Regions from separate parts of the Homo sapiens genome. Here region 2 is linked to region 1. A link is an interaction called in ENCODE POLR2A ChIA-PET data of the cell type or tissue named here. Cell type or tissue: A673. All regions are shown on one strand. Links, peaks and the distances in the headings refer to the core of each region. The heading gives the core; the rest is flanking DNA.

Region 1 (7,772 bases), core at 1,852-5,851:
GTTTGCTGGCAACCACCAGAAGCGAGGAGAGAGGCAGGGACAAGATTCTTACCCAGAGCCACAAAGCCTGCCGATACCTTGTTATCAGACTTTGGGCCTCCGGAACTATGAGAGAATAAAGTTGTTTTAAGACATCTAGTGTGTGAATATTTGTTACGGAAGCCCCAGGAAACTAATACACCATATTACCCAGATTATTTGATAATTGCTCTCTTCATGTATCAACATATTACAAGCATCTTGAATTTACTGTTATATCACAACATATATGTAGATTCAGATTATCCTTTGAAAGATCTAGATGGAATTCTATAGTAAGAATGTAACAAAATGTTGCATCAATCAATTGATGATCTGTTAAGGGTATTTTCAACTTTTCATTTTTACAAACAATAGTGCGACTAAAATTCTTGGTTGATTTCAACATTGCATTATTTCTCTCAAATTATTTTTTTAGTGAAAGTGAATGTGTGGGTTACATTTGTACCCCTAGCTAAAGCTTTTGATACATCATTATTAAAGCACCTTCCCCAAAAGCCAGACAAATTTACAAACCTACCAGCAGTATAAGTAAAGCAGTGATGATCAAATATTTGTTCTTTGGAAACCCAGGTTTTCATAAAATATTTCTTGAGAATGTGGTTGAGGTGAGCATGTTTAGTGCTAGCCATTCCTCCCTGGGCCTGTCATTATCCAACACCAAAGATGGGATTCTGAGACATTAGAAACAATGGTGCCATAACTTACACATTAAAAAACTCTGTGTCTAACGAATGAGTCTTGAGTTGAAAGTCAGGAGGCTCTGCCAGCTAACTAGAGGTTGTATGACACAGCTTTGTATTTGTTGCCCTGTCTGCAATATGGATAATCCTGACAGGGCTAGGATAGGGTGGTAGCTAGAAATGAGCTCAGGAACTGAATTGCCTGTTTGAATCCTGTTTTCACTACTTATTAGCTATGTGCCCTTGGGAAAGTCTTAGACTCTCTAAGCTCCTATTTCCCTGTGTGTAAAATGGAAAGATGATAGGCATTCTTCACAGGGAGTTGAGAGACTCATAGGAGATAATCCCCATAAAAACATTCAGCAAGAGACTGACACATAGGAAGTGCTCTATCAATGCAAACTCTCACTATTATTATTATGATTGCTAAACATAACAGTCTTGTCATAAATGTGACAACTGATTTAGAGGTCATGCCCAGGAGGCTCAGGTCATGGGTTCAACCACAGTGAACTTGGCTCTGCTCCACAGCCACAGATTGCATCCTAGTCCTAGCCAGCTGTCTCCTAGGCAGCCTGGTGTAAGCATGATTAAATCATCAAGCTCCATTGTCGTGGCCATCCAGAAGGAGGGCATTGTCTGTAAAGAGGGAAGGAGACCTGTATTCTCTGAGCCAACCAGGACTAGGGACAGGCTGAGCCAGCAGCTTTATGGAAATAATGTAGACAGTGTCTTAGTTCTGACAGGGAAGAACTACAAGAGCAACAAAATGTTGAGCCTTTGGGGTTTTTCTGTTCTCATCTCTGGTAGATCTTTGAAGGAGTGTATGCTCCCGTGATCCCTTTCTGGACAGGCTCGGGAGTACTGAAATGACTTCTTCCAGATGGAAGTTAAGGAGCATCATGTAATGTGTGCATTGCTGCAGTTGTCACCAATTGGTAGTTTTGTGGAGAAAAGCTGTCTGCATCCCTTTTGAGAGAATTTGCATTAGAAGTTCATCTTAATAAAATTTATCTTTATCCTCTGAGGTAAAGTGGTAAATGGAGGCACATAGATTTCTTTGGTATTGAGTTTTGCCTTAGGTACATATCCCAGTAGGGAGCCAGTCAAGATGAGCTTTGAAAAACTGGGGAGAAGTTTCTGTAGAGTTTCCCAAGGGGAGAAACTTCAGTGGCCTCCCGTACACCTACAACTGTAGGCAGGAATTTCTCTTTTCCCAAAACAATCGCTTAAGTATTCATCTTTCAAAAACCACACATCAACACACCTATGGCTAAAAAACGGCACAGATGAGGAAAATTGTAAAAAGCAGCGTTGGTTTTTGCTCTTCATACTCATTAGGAGCATCTATAAGAAATAGCCATGCATCTCCATCTCTGCCCCCTTGGCAGGAATGTTTCTGAGGAATTTATAGACAGCATCATTCAATATCCTCAATATAAAAGATTTACAGGAGAAAATTCTCTCATATCTGAGTGCCAAGAAGGGTTTGCTTCTCTTGAGATATAGCAAGTCTTTTCCTTATGGACAATATGAATTACATTTTTCCTCTTTTGCTTTAGCTGCCTGGAAGCTCAGAGCTCAATTTGCACACTAATTTTAATTACTGTGTGGGAACCTGTGGCTAGTATTTTCACTTTTCTCCTGTCTTGCTTTTTTAGTCTATCTATATACTCCCTTGTCTGCATTTTTTTTTTTATTTTTAAAGAAGACTTGAAGTGCAGGATGAAATGAATTAGAACATGAATAAATTATTTTAGAGATAGCACTCTATAGTGGCAAAAGCATTGGCTTTGGAGTCAACCTGTTTTCAAGTTTTTGCTTGTCCTTTTACTGATTTGTAACTGTGGACATGTCATTCAACCCATTCTTCTGTACCTTTATCTGTCAAATGGGAGTGGATAACATGAATTACTACTGACCTTACAATAATTTTGTAAGGATTCAATGAGCTAACATATATTAAAGTACTTTGCAATCAATAAAAATGTATGCATGTTAAAGTGTGTTTGGTCTAACAGTGTATACTGTTGGGCAAGGCTCTTTTGAAATTGAGAGAATCAACTAAATCATTCAAAATCTGTGAGAGTAGAAAATGGCTTTTAGCAATAGATCCAATGTTACCTGGGTTTAGGCTAAACAACTTACAGAACCAGTCCATCAGAAGTTGAGATATTCAGGGACAGGCAATCTTGCCTTAGGACCAAGAATGTCTCCTACTTCTGAGCCTTCTAATACTCATTTCAGCCTGCTAATTGTATCATCTCTCATGGTAAGTGGGGCCAGTCGGCCCAAGTAGCAAAGGATTCAGCCCAAAGAGGCTGAAGCAGAAGCCATCGTTTTTAAAACACAAATTTGGCATATCCATTCCCAGTTTAGAGCCCCTCAGTGGCTTCTCAGCACCCTCAGGACAAAGTCCAAATTCCTTTCAGGACCTTACCTCTCTCCTACCTTTCCAACTTATCTCCTACTTCTCCTGCTGCACACAGCCTGAGCTTCAGTCATTCTAGCTCTCTGAATGCACGTAGCTTTGGATACCTCTGGGCCTTTGCACATGCTGTTCCTCCTCTCTGGAATGATCTTCCTCCTCATTTCCTCACCTAGTTGACTTATATTCATCTTTCATTGGGACCTCCCATGACTTGCTCAACCATAAGGATATGCCCCTTCTCTATACTCCTTGTGTAAGTCAAATTCTATTACAGCAGATTCCTCACTCGACTGAACTGTTGAGGAGAGAGTCTGAATTGTGTTCATCTCTTCATTTCCAAAACCTAGTTGTTGCTCAATTAAAATCTGTGGAATGAAGATATTGAAAACATGCTCAGGGACCAGTTGAGTCATTAGCCAATAAGGAAGTAGAGACAGGATTGAAGAGCTGGGGGATGGGGGTGGAGGTAGGGGGAGCCCAGATAGCTGTAAGACAGAAAGAAAATGGCTACGCTGGGTACAGCATGAGAGTATCAGAGGGCAGGCTGCTCAGGTACCCGGGACAGCTCACTGTGGGCACTCTGGCCCTGAAAGTCTCCAGGATGCAGGCATTTCTTAGTTTCCATGCTAAGAGTTTGGGGTTTCTGTTGACTTCTAAGCCTGATGGCTCACAGAACCCTAACCAGGGCTACTTTGTATGGTTTTGCCCTGCATAATTTGGTGAAGGGGATGAATAGAATTTAAAACCCAGCCTCCCTCTGATTGCCAAACCATTCACCCTGGAGCTTCTGTTTCTGCCCCCAGGGGGCGCCTTTATCCAATTCACACAGAGGCATAGGTTGGGTTAAACCCAACCTGCCTCATTCAAGTAAAAGAACTCCTGTTTATTTCTGACAGACCCCAAACAACTCACTTCAGGAGTGGTTGAGGATGCAAGGAGGGCTTAGAAAGGAGAAAAGATTGATCCAAGGCTTAGGGCTTGGTGCCGTGACTGTGATTTTTGTCTTCCAAAGCTGCTTCAGGCAGGAGCTATAGGGATCCTGTGTAAATGACCGGTTCCTCTATGATGCCCTCCACCCTCACCCTCACCAGAGACCAGGGGCTCTGGCATTGGTTCTTGCCCCAGCAGGCAGCCCGAGGGAGGAGTTTCCTCACCTTTAAGGTCTTGGTTCAGGGATGTCATATACACTATTGTTCATCTGACCAGTTTGATTTGACCTCTGAAAACTATGTACTGTGTGCACCCAATAGCTTAGCAGACAGTGTGTGTGTTGATTAGTTTAAAGATAGGCTGTGTGCTCAATTCCATCTCTGCCATTTACCAGCTATTAAATTTGGACGTATGTGTTAACCTTTTTAGGAGTAGGGAAGGAGGGAGGGAGGGAGGGAGGGAGGGAAGGAAGGAAGGAAGGAAGGAAGGAAGGAAGGAAGGAAGGAAGGAAATCCTTGCTGTGATAGACATGAAAAAATATGCCATTCAGATCTCTTATGCAGAGAGCATAATTGACCTGTGGCCCCAGCTGCTGCTCTCTGAACTTGTTCACCACCTTCACACTGAAGCCACACTTCACATGGACTTCTCTCAACCTATAACTGAGACTTGCAGGATGTAGGTGTCTAAGGCCTAAGATAAGACACAGAAGATGTGGGTCTCTGATTGGGGAACCTGACATGAAAACTAACTCCCTGATGGCCTTTCCAAGCTCTCCTTAGAACTTTGTTGCTTCATTCTTTGCTACCTTCTCTCCTTCACTCAGTGTAAGATCTACTCCCCCACACTCCTCTGACTCCAGTCTCAATTTTCTCTCACGGACACTTCCCCTAATAAGTTTCTTTCATGTTTAATCCTGTGTTGGTGTCTTCTTCTTGGAGGATCTGTACAAATACACTATTTATAGAGTTGCTGTAAAAATTAAGTGGTTTAATGTACACAAGGCATCTTTCAGTTTCTAGGATGTAGTATACTCTCTGGTCCCACTTGCATGGCATTGACCAGCCGCCATCTTTTCTCAGCTGTGGGATTTCTCAGACCTCCTTACTCCTTAAAATGGTAGTTGCCCGATTCTTATCTCTGGTTTTTATATATTCTAGAACAAAACTGTGGCAGAGACACAACTTCAGCATCATTCTCTCAGCCTTCCTTTGAGAAGTATAACATCCCCACTATGAGTTGAGCAGAACACATGGCCATCCAATTGGTGACTATGTTTTCCAGTGTCCCCTGCAGCTAGTGATGATCAAATAAGTTCTTAACCAGTGGAATTGTAAACAGAAGTGATGTGTACAATATTACCATCAATTCCTCAAAATACATTAGCTTGCCCTCCTTTTTTTCTCTTTTCTCCTTAAAGATGACTGGAATACAGATGTGTTGGTGAGATAGCTTCAACCATGAGGGTGAGGAAAATACTATAATGGATGTCAGAGCAATGAGATAGAAGGCATATGGGTCTCCGGTTGATCTTAAGATACAGAGCTGCCTGTCTTGAGCCTTTCCCCTACCTCTGTTTTGTTTTGTTTTGTTTTGTTTTGTCTTAGAGGGAAATAAACTATCTTTTTTTGAGACATAATATTTTGGGTATTTTTTGTTACAGCAGCTTAGCCAGTACTTTACCTAATATACCTCTCTTTCTGAGCTATTCCTATATTCCCTCTGCCTTGGTTGACCCAGAACTGGTTGACAGTCCTGTCCCCTTAATCCATTAATGCCTACTCCTCAATATGGCATTTAATTACATTTGATGACTTTGAAGGACAGCAAAACTAGTTCCCTTTGGGCACAGGATTATCTCCTGTCAGGTTTAATAGCCTTAATGGTTTAAAATGGCACTAAATGGTTCTCTACATTTGGGCAAGGCCATCTGGTCATTTGTAGATAAGCATAATAATAAGCACCCGGGCAGATAGCCACATATGGGCTGAAACACAGACATGTTCCAAATTATATACACTATAAAATTTACCATCCCTTACTAAAACCCAAATCACAAACTATCCCTTACTTTAATTGCAATAATGAGTGGTCACTCAGACCATGGGACTGAAATGAATCTGACAGTAAACAAAGCCCCACTAAACCACAGTACTGGGACTCTAGTCAAGGTCAAAATGCAATCATAGTTCTGGGAAGAGCTTCTGAGCATGCACATTCGTAACGGCCCTTGGCTCTGCCCAGGCATGTACATGGCCACTAGGTTTGTTTAAAATTGAGCCATTACAGTTGGGTAAAATCATGTGATTTTGCTCTAGAAGCATTTACATCCTCCAAGTGTGCTTGATAAATCATAGAAGTACACTGAGGAAAGAACGAAATAATTTTCTTTGCAATGATAGCATTTACTTCTATCTTCTGCCTTCCTTTTTTTCAAGGTTTCTGCATACAGGTAGACTGTATATAGGCCTTAAAAAATCTTTAGCATTGAAATTATGATGATTATTTCCCATCCATATTTTCTTTTATAACTCAAAATAGTCTTAATAATGAAACTTAAACTAAGAGTGTCTAGCAAAGTTCTGATGTTTACCATGAAGATTATTTATATACCAATTAAGTTTTAAACATTGGTGCCTTAAGCTGCATACTAACCTGCCCATTGAGTCATCCAAAAATGCCCCTTAGACCTGTGGTGGCATTGATGACAACTCTCTAATTCCCTTTAAAGCCTCTCAAAAACTGAAATCAATTAGAAGAAGGATGTCCTTGTAATGAACAAAGCACCAGAGAGACCAGTGACTGGCATTCTTGAATGCCCTTGGCAACAATGCCCCAGCTGCTTAATATGTAAAACAGAGACAGACCATACGACTTGCTGGCCACTTACCTGGAAGACTGTTCGAATGAGACAATGATGGGAGAATAATGAAAGAACAGCAGTGACACCTCTTAAGCTACTATAAATGAAGCTTCTATATGCAAGTCCCTGTGGCTTTATTTCTTTAGCTAAAAACCATTGACTATGAACTTGATATAATGATAGAAGTCTTATAGTTCCAGTAGATGATTTTTATTTTATCTGAATAACTAAAACCAAGGCAATGAGTGGATTAAATTTCTTTTTTGAATGGCCTGCAAACAGGGAAGGCTGAGGCAGGCCAGATCTTTTCCTTTGATAGGATGAGGTTTCTTTATCAGATAAGGCAGGCCAGGATTGAATGGGTTTTGGGTTGCCCTAGCATATTTTAGACTCCTACCTAATTTGCCATCCGGTATTGCACCTGGGTCTCCTCTGGCACCAGTGTGGTCCAGATTTCTTTGGCCCAATGAATATCTGCTTTTTGAATTATTTTTCCCCAGATGTAGTTTCCATCTAGCCAAATTTAACCTAGTTTTATTATTTCCTGCCCCTCATTTCTAACCTCTTTGGGGACATTGTGTTCTGTCAGGTGTTGACAATGCTGCCTAATTTAGAAGCATCTGCAATTTGCATCAATAAGTAAATTCCTCTTCTCAATTTATGAATAAAGACACTAAGAAATAATATTTCTATCAGCGACCATGCCCCATATTTGAAAACACTGGCATTTCTCATGGACAATTTCATTTATTAATTCTCAGCCTATTTCCAAACCACATTCTTCTCCAATCCAATTGGATTTTGATGCCAAGCAAAATATTGAAAC
Region 2 (7,772 bases), core at 1,768-5,767, 950 kb before region 1:
GGACCCAGTCTCTGAGCACATTGCACAAGTGAGAGAAGGTACAGCATTTACCTCAGTGAGGTGGAAGTCTTACTTAAAAGCTATTTCTGACTTTGTTTTTTGAGACAGGGTCTCACTCTGTTGCCCAGGCTAGATGCAGTGGCATGATCTTGGTTCACTACAGCCTCTACTTCTCTAGGCTCAGATGATCCTCCTGCCTCAGCCTACCAAGTGGCTGGGACTACAGGTGTGTGCCACCATGCCTGGCTAATTTTTTTTTTTTTTTGTAGAGATGGGGTTTCACCATGTTGTCCAGCCTGGTCTCAAACTCCTGGGTTCAAGCAATCCACCAACCTCAGCCTCCTGAAGTGATGGGATTACAGGCATGAGCCACCACACCCAGTCGTATTTCTGATTTTGACGATGTAAATGCTGGTAAGGGGCAGTGTTTCTGTACCTCACTTTCATCTTTAAAATGAGATAAATGGAAACTAAGCACAGTTGCTTTGTGACAGTTTAAGGATCACTTTCCTAGAATCTGTGATATCTCTAACTTGAGTCCAACCATAGTAAAAGGGTGGATGCTGGAATATTGTCCATGTAATGGGGTCAATGGAACATATCTTACCCTAAAGCCTCCAATAGAGGTGATAAGAGGAAAGGAAGAAGGGAAATGGGTATAACTGCAAACAAATACCAACAACCCAATATTCCAAGTCTCTCAAAAGTACCTCCTGTGATATGTGTCTGAATCTACAAGTTACAAGGTGGCACATAAAAAATTTTGAGCACAATCAAATTGAGTGTGGAAATTTTAAAGCACAATCGAGTTGGACCTGAGAAAGTCAAGTACAATTGAGTTTGCCTAAATGAATCAGGGGTAATTGAGTTGGGTAACTGCATTGCACTCAGCACTGGCCCTTTGCCAAAATGAGGGGCACATAGCCAAAAAGGCACAACTCAACTGGGCTTAAAAAATTTCACAGAATATTTTTCCCAGAACAAGACATTTTTCACAGGAGACATAAAGTTGAAAATTTGATCACTGAAGCTAGTCAGCAATAGCCACTAAGTTATCCTACAGGCTTCATGTTCTTTATAATGAAACCACTATTCCAATGGTTCTCAAACTTGAGTGAGCACCAGAATTATCTGGAAGGCTTGTTACAATACAGATTTCTAAGCCCACCTCCAGAATTTCTGGTTCAGTAGGTGTGGAGGGAGCCTGGCAATCTGCATGCTTACCAAATCCCCAAGTGATGCCAAGACTACTAGCCTGAGACCACACTCTGAGAACCATTGTTCTAACAAATTATTGCAGCCCAAATTGAAGCATTTAAAATACTTTAACACGATACTGTAAAAATACCGCTAACATTTCAAATTATAACATGATACTTATGGCTCTCATATGTCTTTACAAGTAAACTGTACAACTAGATTGTGCAAATGTCATCATGGTAACTTAAACCACTGAAGCTGTCATTTACATGGAAAACTATCCTAACCCTCATTGTGGCACGCAGCTGTAAATCAGAAATCGCTATTGCTCAGAGAAAATCCCTGCATATATTTTTTTAATTTGGTTTAAAAGAATTGTACAGGATAATAATATACTGAATGCAGACTAGATACAGACTAGCAGTAATGGCTCATTTAGTAATACGTTTCCCAGCCTTCTATATCACCAACTTTAGTAATGCGTAGCTTTCATTCATTCAGTCAACAAATATCCACTGAGCATACACTATGCTCTAGGCACAGGAAATAACAAGGATTAATATGATTTGGCACTCACTGTGCGTCAACAGCTGCACACAGTTAATTCTCACACAACCCTACAAGGTAGGTGTTGCTTTTATCCTCATTTTTAACAAATGAGGAAATTGAGACACTGAAAGGCTAAATGAAATTGCAAAGCAGGGATTCACATCCAGGCCATGAGATTCCCAAATGTGGCATCTTAAGGACTATTTCTTTATAGTTCTTAAGGTCTATTGGAGAAATTATAATATTGTGTGATTCGGGCGCATGCTGAGGTGAACCCTTAATATGGATGGAAAGCTGCGTAAGGTTCCATAAACTAGACTTGGGGGTTCAAGGAAGCTTTGCCCAAGCAAATGACCTATAAGTAGATATCTTAAGGAGTTTTGAGATAAAAGGGAGGAGAGGAGTGTCCTCCCTTTCAAAGATGAAGAGTTTGGAATGAGAGTAGAGAGTAGGGGAAGAAAAATGCCGAGGCTCACTGGCCCATAAAACAGCTTGGGATTCATGAAAGTCATAAAACTCTAGGATAATAAAAATTGTTTTCTCCTGCAACAAGTAATAATATCACAACACAGCCAAATTAAAAACTTTGGAATTATTGATATTTCTCACTCCTTCACTCCCACATCTACCAGTTGCCAAAACCAAAGTTTTCTACCACAATATTTTCTTCTCTCCATTCTTAACAGGTGGGAAAATCTAATCTGTGCACTTAATATCTCTCATTCAAATGAGCAATGGTTATAATAACAAGGAATATTTGTTAAATCCCATTCTCTGTGGCCCAATGTAAGCATTTTACATGCATCTCATTTAATCCTAACAACTAGTCTCTTGGGTAGACACTAGTCTAGTCCCTGTGTTACAGAAGAGGAATGGAGGCTCAGGGAGATAACTTCATCAAGGCCATTTAATCAATAAGTGATAGAGTCAAGGCTCAACCCAGGTGTGACGGATTCCAGGTCCCAAGCTCCTTACTGGTACCCTCTAGTGAATTACAATAAGCTCTTAATAGATATCCCAACATCTTTTTTCCCCTCCAAACTTATTCAAAATAGCACTACTTCTCATCTTAGTCTCCTGTTCGGTAATCTGTCAAACTGGGCTGCTTACGGTCTTATTGTACTTTAGTACTTTCTAATCTCTGAGTAACTGAAGAGAGTATTTCTTTTGCCCATGTGGCTCTGCATCTTGAAATTTATTCAATTCTCAAGTCTCTTTTTCAAATGCTGTCATGTTCTTGAAGGTTTTCTTGGTTCCTGACATACTTTGAATCCCTGTAACAATTTATTTGCTCATTTGATCCACTTATCACTCTTCTTTTCTTTATGGGCTAGAAGCTCCTTGAAGACAGGACACATCTTCAGATGAAGCTTCTAGCTTCATCTCTGGAAGTTCATGTTGCAGAGCCTTGACTAAGATTCAGTACATACTGGTTGAATGAAAATGCAGTAAGAAGAAAATGGAAATTATTGTAGGGAAAAGCTGAAAAAGAAACTCTGTCTTAGCAAGGACTTCATCATAAGACATGAACTGTGTTACTTGGAGAATACATAAAATATAGCAAGGTACTTTGGATTTTGCATAATTATTTAAATTCCAGAACATATCTCATGCACATTAGTTTAGGTAGAAAAATCATTTTGAAATTATCTTTCAATTTCTGCTACTTATCCACAAATAACTGCTATAATATTCATTTTTCCTTAAGTATCTCAGTTAATTAAGCATGGAATCATTTGAATCAAATAGCCAAAGGGAATGAAATAATATATCATTTAAATGAGGTTCATCTAAGATTTCAAACCAAAATTCTATAATTTATGATGCTAAATAATTTGACATTTCAAGATGTGAACTTTTTACTTAAAAATAAGAAAGAGTTGGAACCACATCTCGCATGCTAAGGTAGTCACAGGGACAGGTAACCATGACAGTGTTGGACTACACTAAGCTCAGCAACTGTTAAGTAGGGTTCCACATGCATGTGCATCATTTTTTCTCAGCAAAAGCAATATTCCTAAGTGAAGGTCAAAGCAGCATGACAAACATGGCTAACTTTTGGTTTTCAATCATGCCAGGCAGGAGAAACTTGCTTGCTTGAAATACAGTTAATCTCACTTGCAGAGGCCAGCATCAAATAGCAGGCAAACGTGGCAGGTAGAAATTATAAATACATTTGAAATTTTTTAAGCTCATTTTACCCACCAGGGGTTGCTGTGATTTTCAGGATGATTTAGAAATAAGGCAGCAGGTCAGAAAATGAAACGTTAAAGAGGTTAACAAAGAAAGGGCAGAATCTTCCTTTCTACCCAATAAAAAAAGAAGACATGCACATACATGCACATGTACACACACATACATAGCAAATAACTTTCTCCTTCTCTCTCTAGCTCTTAAAGAAATGAAGCCATGAAATTAACAGAAAAACTTCAGTTTTTCAGGAGCTTTCTTAAGTGGAAATACGGCTTTATCTGACATTTAGCATAAGAAAGAATTTCAGGTATCAGAGACAGAAAAGAATTTGTAGGCCACATCTCTTACAGAACTGACCACGCAAACCACCAGTTGATTAACTAGCATAGTTTTCATTTCAAGTATAGACACAGACACAGCAGTTTAGCCTTCAGATTCTAAATCTATTACCAAAACTAATCTCAAAGTACCTTCTGCAAAACTGTTCCTTATGTGAACACCTCTTCAGTAAACTCTCACCCAGTCAGGGGGTGAGGACACCAAAGGATCTTTCAGAATGGGATTCTGGAAAGATTATCTTTGAAATACCCTTCTTTTGGTAAAGATACTAGAAACAGCTAAATAGTTGTAATGTTATTATATAAATTCCTCTCACTTGATTTTCAACCCGGTCTGCCCCAGATGGAAAGAAGGTTGGCTAAATATGCTGCTAAACTTGGGACGTTAATCAATTGCTCAGGAAGGACACGAACTAGAATATAGGAGTTCAGCACAGTTCTTTTAGGTGGCAGGTCAGGAGAAATGACCAGGAAATGGATACCATGGCCTTCAGAATGACAGAGTCACATCCAAGAGACAATTCTATATTGGGACTTCCTGTATAACTGCTGACCACATGCTCCCTTAGCTTAAGTGTTAAGACTTTACAAGAAGCTAACGATAACAAGGAAGTAAGGAAGATTTAAGCGTCGGAAACTAGGCAGTGCAGTGCTGTTAAGAAGGTACAGAGCTCGCAGAACAGCAAGGCTTAACAAAAGAGGACAGTTTCTTAGAAGAGGAAACCAATAAACACAGTTTGTTTTCCTCAAAGGAGATAGAACACGACAAAAGTAGGAAGTGCTGTCCTTCCTTCATCCTGCCAGATTTTCAATGGAAAGTCAAGTGTGTACATCAATCATGATAAGGAAGAAGAGACCAAAGTGATATCACCTTCAAGTTTTTGAAAGGAAAACACAAAGATGTATCACATAACACACTTCTTTATTTTGCCCTTTCAAACAGGCCGGTGTATGCCACACTATGAAGTAATTCCCACTGAAATAGCCCAGCACGTGCCAAACATCACCTCTTTTTAAACTTCCTGCAAGGTTCTTGCCTCTTGGCATTCGAGGCAGGCATTTGGGCTGGAAAAAGAGTGCTTTTCCTTATTTCTCCAATAGGAAGGCTATGGGTCCACGTGACTTAGGTGCTTATAAACCTCAAATGCCCTTGCTTTGCTATGGTGACAAAGAAAATTCCACATATTTGGATGGTTGACTGTCAACTATTTTTGAGAGTCTAGATATTTGCTAGAAACTTCTAAAGGAATGAATACTAAGCATATACCCTCCAAATTTAGTATAGAACTAGAAACAATGAGAACAAATAATTTGTTTGCACTCATAATCTCACAGTTGCACAGTTAACTTAATATGCTCCCTGGTGGACTTGGCCTATGTCATTCTGGGATAGAAATCAAATTTCACTAAATTCCATTAAATGAGAGTGAAATAACACATACAGCTGCCTCCCTTATCAATTTGACTGGTTATAAAAATGTTGTTTTTAACTCAGTATTTTGGATCCCAGAATACATTATAAAATAATAAAAAAATAAAACAATCATTGTTCAAAAATAGTGGTTAGTCCCAGGCAAGGCTGCATAAATCTATCTACCCCATAATATATCTAGAGTATAGAATTGTGTTTACACTACTACAGAAATGGTCATGTATTAGAAAAAAAAATTATAGCTAACGTATTTTGAGAACTTACAATTAGCCAGAAACTATGCTACAAGCTTTGCCTGTATTATCTCATTTAATCTTCACAACAATTCTTACAATACAGATGAGGAAACAGCCTCTGAGTGATGTTCCGAATGGCTCTACATCACACAGCTAGTAAGTGGTGGATACAGAAGTTGAATTCTGGGATGTGAACTCCAGAGACAATGTTAAATGTTATTCCAGTTGCTAACTTCCAGATATAATTGCCTTTGATGAGGAATGAATTCAGAGCTTCAAACTGGGATAAATCAGCATCCCTTACCTGGTGGAGGGGCATAGCTTCTAGGAAGAAGGTATTAACTGTGGGGTTAAAAATTCCAGAGGACATATGGGAGAAAGGTATAAGGAACTACTAGACAGAAACTGCAGGCTCGAGGGTTTAAGTTCCTAGTTGGAGTTCTGTGGTTGCATTCTTTTGCATGCTCAGGGGCTGCCTGAAATATTTCTGTTTTTATGCAGGGTTTTATTTCTTCCAGGACCACAGTTCAATGGAATACACAGTCAAAACTTATTTCTTTGCTCTCCTATCTCAGAAATAAGCACATAGTTCCACTGAGGATTTTGGAGAGTTTTTATTTCTAACAACCTAAATATCAGACAAGAAATGAAAGGGCCTCTTGTGGTGCATACACATAACTGCCCCCCTTTTTATTGTTTCTTTTCACTTTGACCCTTGTAGAGAAAGACCAAGGTCTTTGGATAAATAAAAGATTGAAAGAAGAATCCATCTGTATTTTAGAAAAAAAATCCAGACTCCAAGTTTCTGCATCATTTCTCTAGAAAGTGTGAGGAGATGAGACAGACATTCAGGATTCTACCTTTCAAATGGTTGGGTATGGAGGAGTCAAGTAGAGGAATGGAAATGGGGACTATATCTGCATGACTCAGATCACTCTTTTTTTCTTATTTTCCCTATTTTGTTACAGATCTCCCCAGAGTACACAATAAGGAAAGGGAAAAATGGGTAAGATGATGGGAAAGAGAAGGAAAGGGAGAAAGAAAATTCCATGCCAAGGAAACTTGGAAACTGTCTGAAGAAACAGATCAGGTCTACTTTCCAATCCATACAATAACTCTTTACATATTTGATAATAACTGTCATGTCTCCTAAAATTTCTCTTCTTCAAGTGAAACATCATCAGTTCTGTCAACTAATCCTTACTGTTCCAATAACCTAACTCTGGGAACCTACATGTGCCTTTGTCAATTCTTATACAGATTCAAAGGAAATAACAAGGAGTAAATACAAGTCCTTTTATCACATTTGTTTCTATTTGTTATTAGCTACAAAATCCCTTCTGAATTTTCTTTTCTTTTTCCTTTTTTTTTTTTTTTTTTGAGACAGAGTCTCGTTCTGTTGCCCAGGCTGGAGCGCACTCGTGCAATCTTGGCTCACTGCAACCTCTGCTTCCCAGGTTCAAGCAATTCTCCTGTCTCAGCCTCCTGAGCAGCTGGGACTACAGGCACATGCCACCATGCCTGGCTACTTTTTGTATTTTTTAGTAGAGACGGGGTTTCACCATACTGGTCAGGTTTCGAACTCCTGACCTCAGGTGATCCACCTGCCTCGGCCTCCCAAAGTGCTGGGATTACAGGCATGAGCCACTGCACCTGTCCTCCTTTTGAATTTTCTATAGCATTCTTAAAAGCACAATTTCAATAAAATAAATAATATTTATTTATGGTAAGAAAAGAAAATGAAAACCTCTCATAACCAATATCCCAGATGTATCTGCTTCTAGTTGTTAACGTTTTAAAATGTAATTTAATGATACTGCACAA

What was found. ChIA-PET counts read pairs that join two places held together with the same protein. Peaks named below come from ENCODE experiments on the same cell type or tissue, not always from the same donor. Only the 100,000 strongest peaks of a DNase experiment are listed, where the experiment ranks them.
Region 2: POLR2A ChIA-PET joins it to region 1 with 7 read pairs; 2 of 35 experiments call an interaction of 5 or more read pairs at or near these places.

The regions. Positions count from the first base shown.
Region 1 is chr2:204,174,284-204,182,055 of GRCh38, reverse strand. No RefSeq gene overlaps it. Among named protein-coding and RNA genes, the nearest start is that of ICOS, 240 kb to the right of the region's middle. In A673, for the core only: a CTCF peak has its summit at 3,950 (motif pointing right); DNase peaks (open chromatin) are centred at 3,965, 4,605 and 4,915; H3K27ac peaks cover 2,569 bases.
Region 2 is chr2:205,126,853-205,134,624 of GRCh38, reverse strand. All of the region lies in intron 10 of PARD3B (par-3 family cell polarity regulator beta), which reads right to left. Among named protein-coding and RNA genes, the nearest start is that of NRP2, 550 kb to the left of the region's middle. In A673, for the core only: no CTCF peak of the experiment used is centred there; no DNase peak of the experiment used is centred there.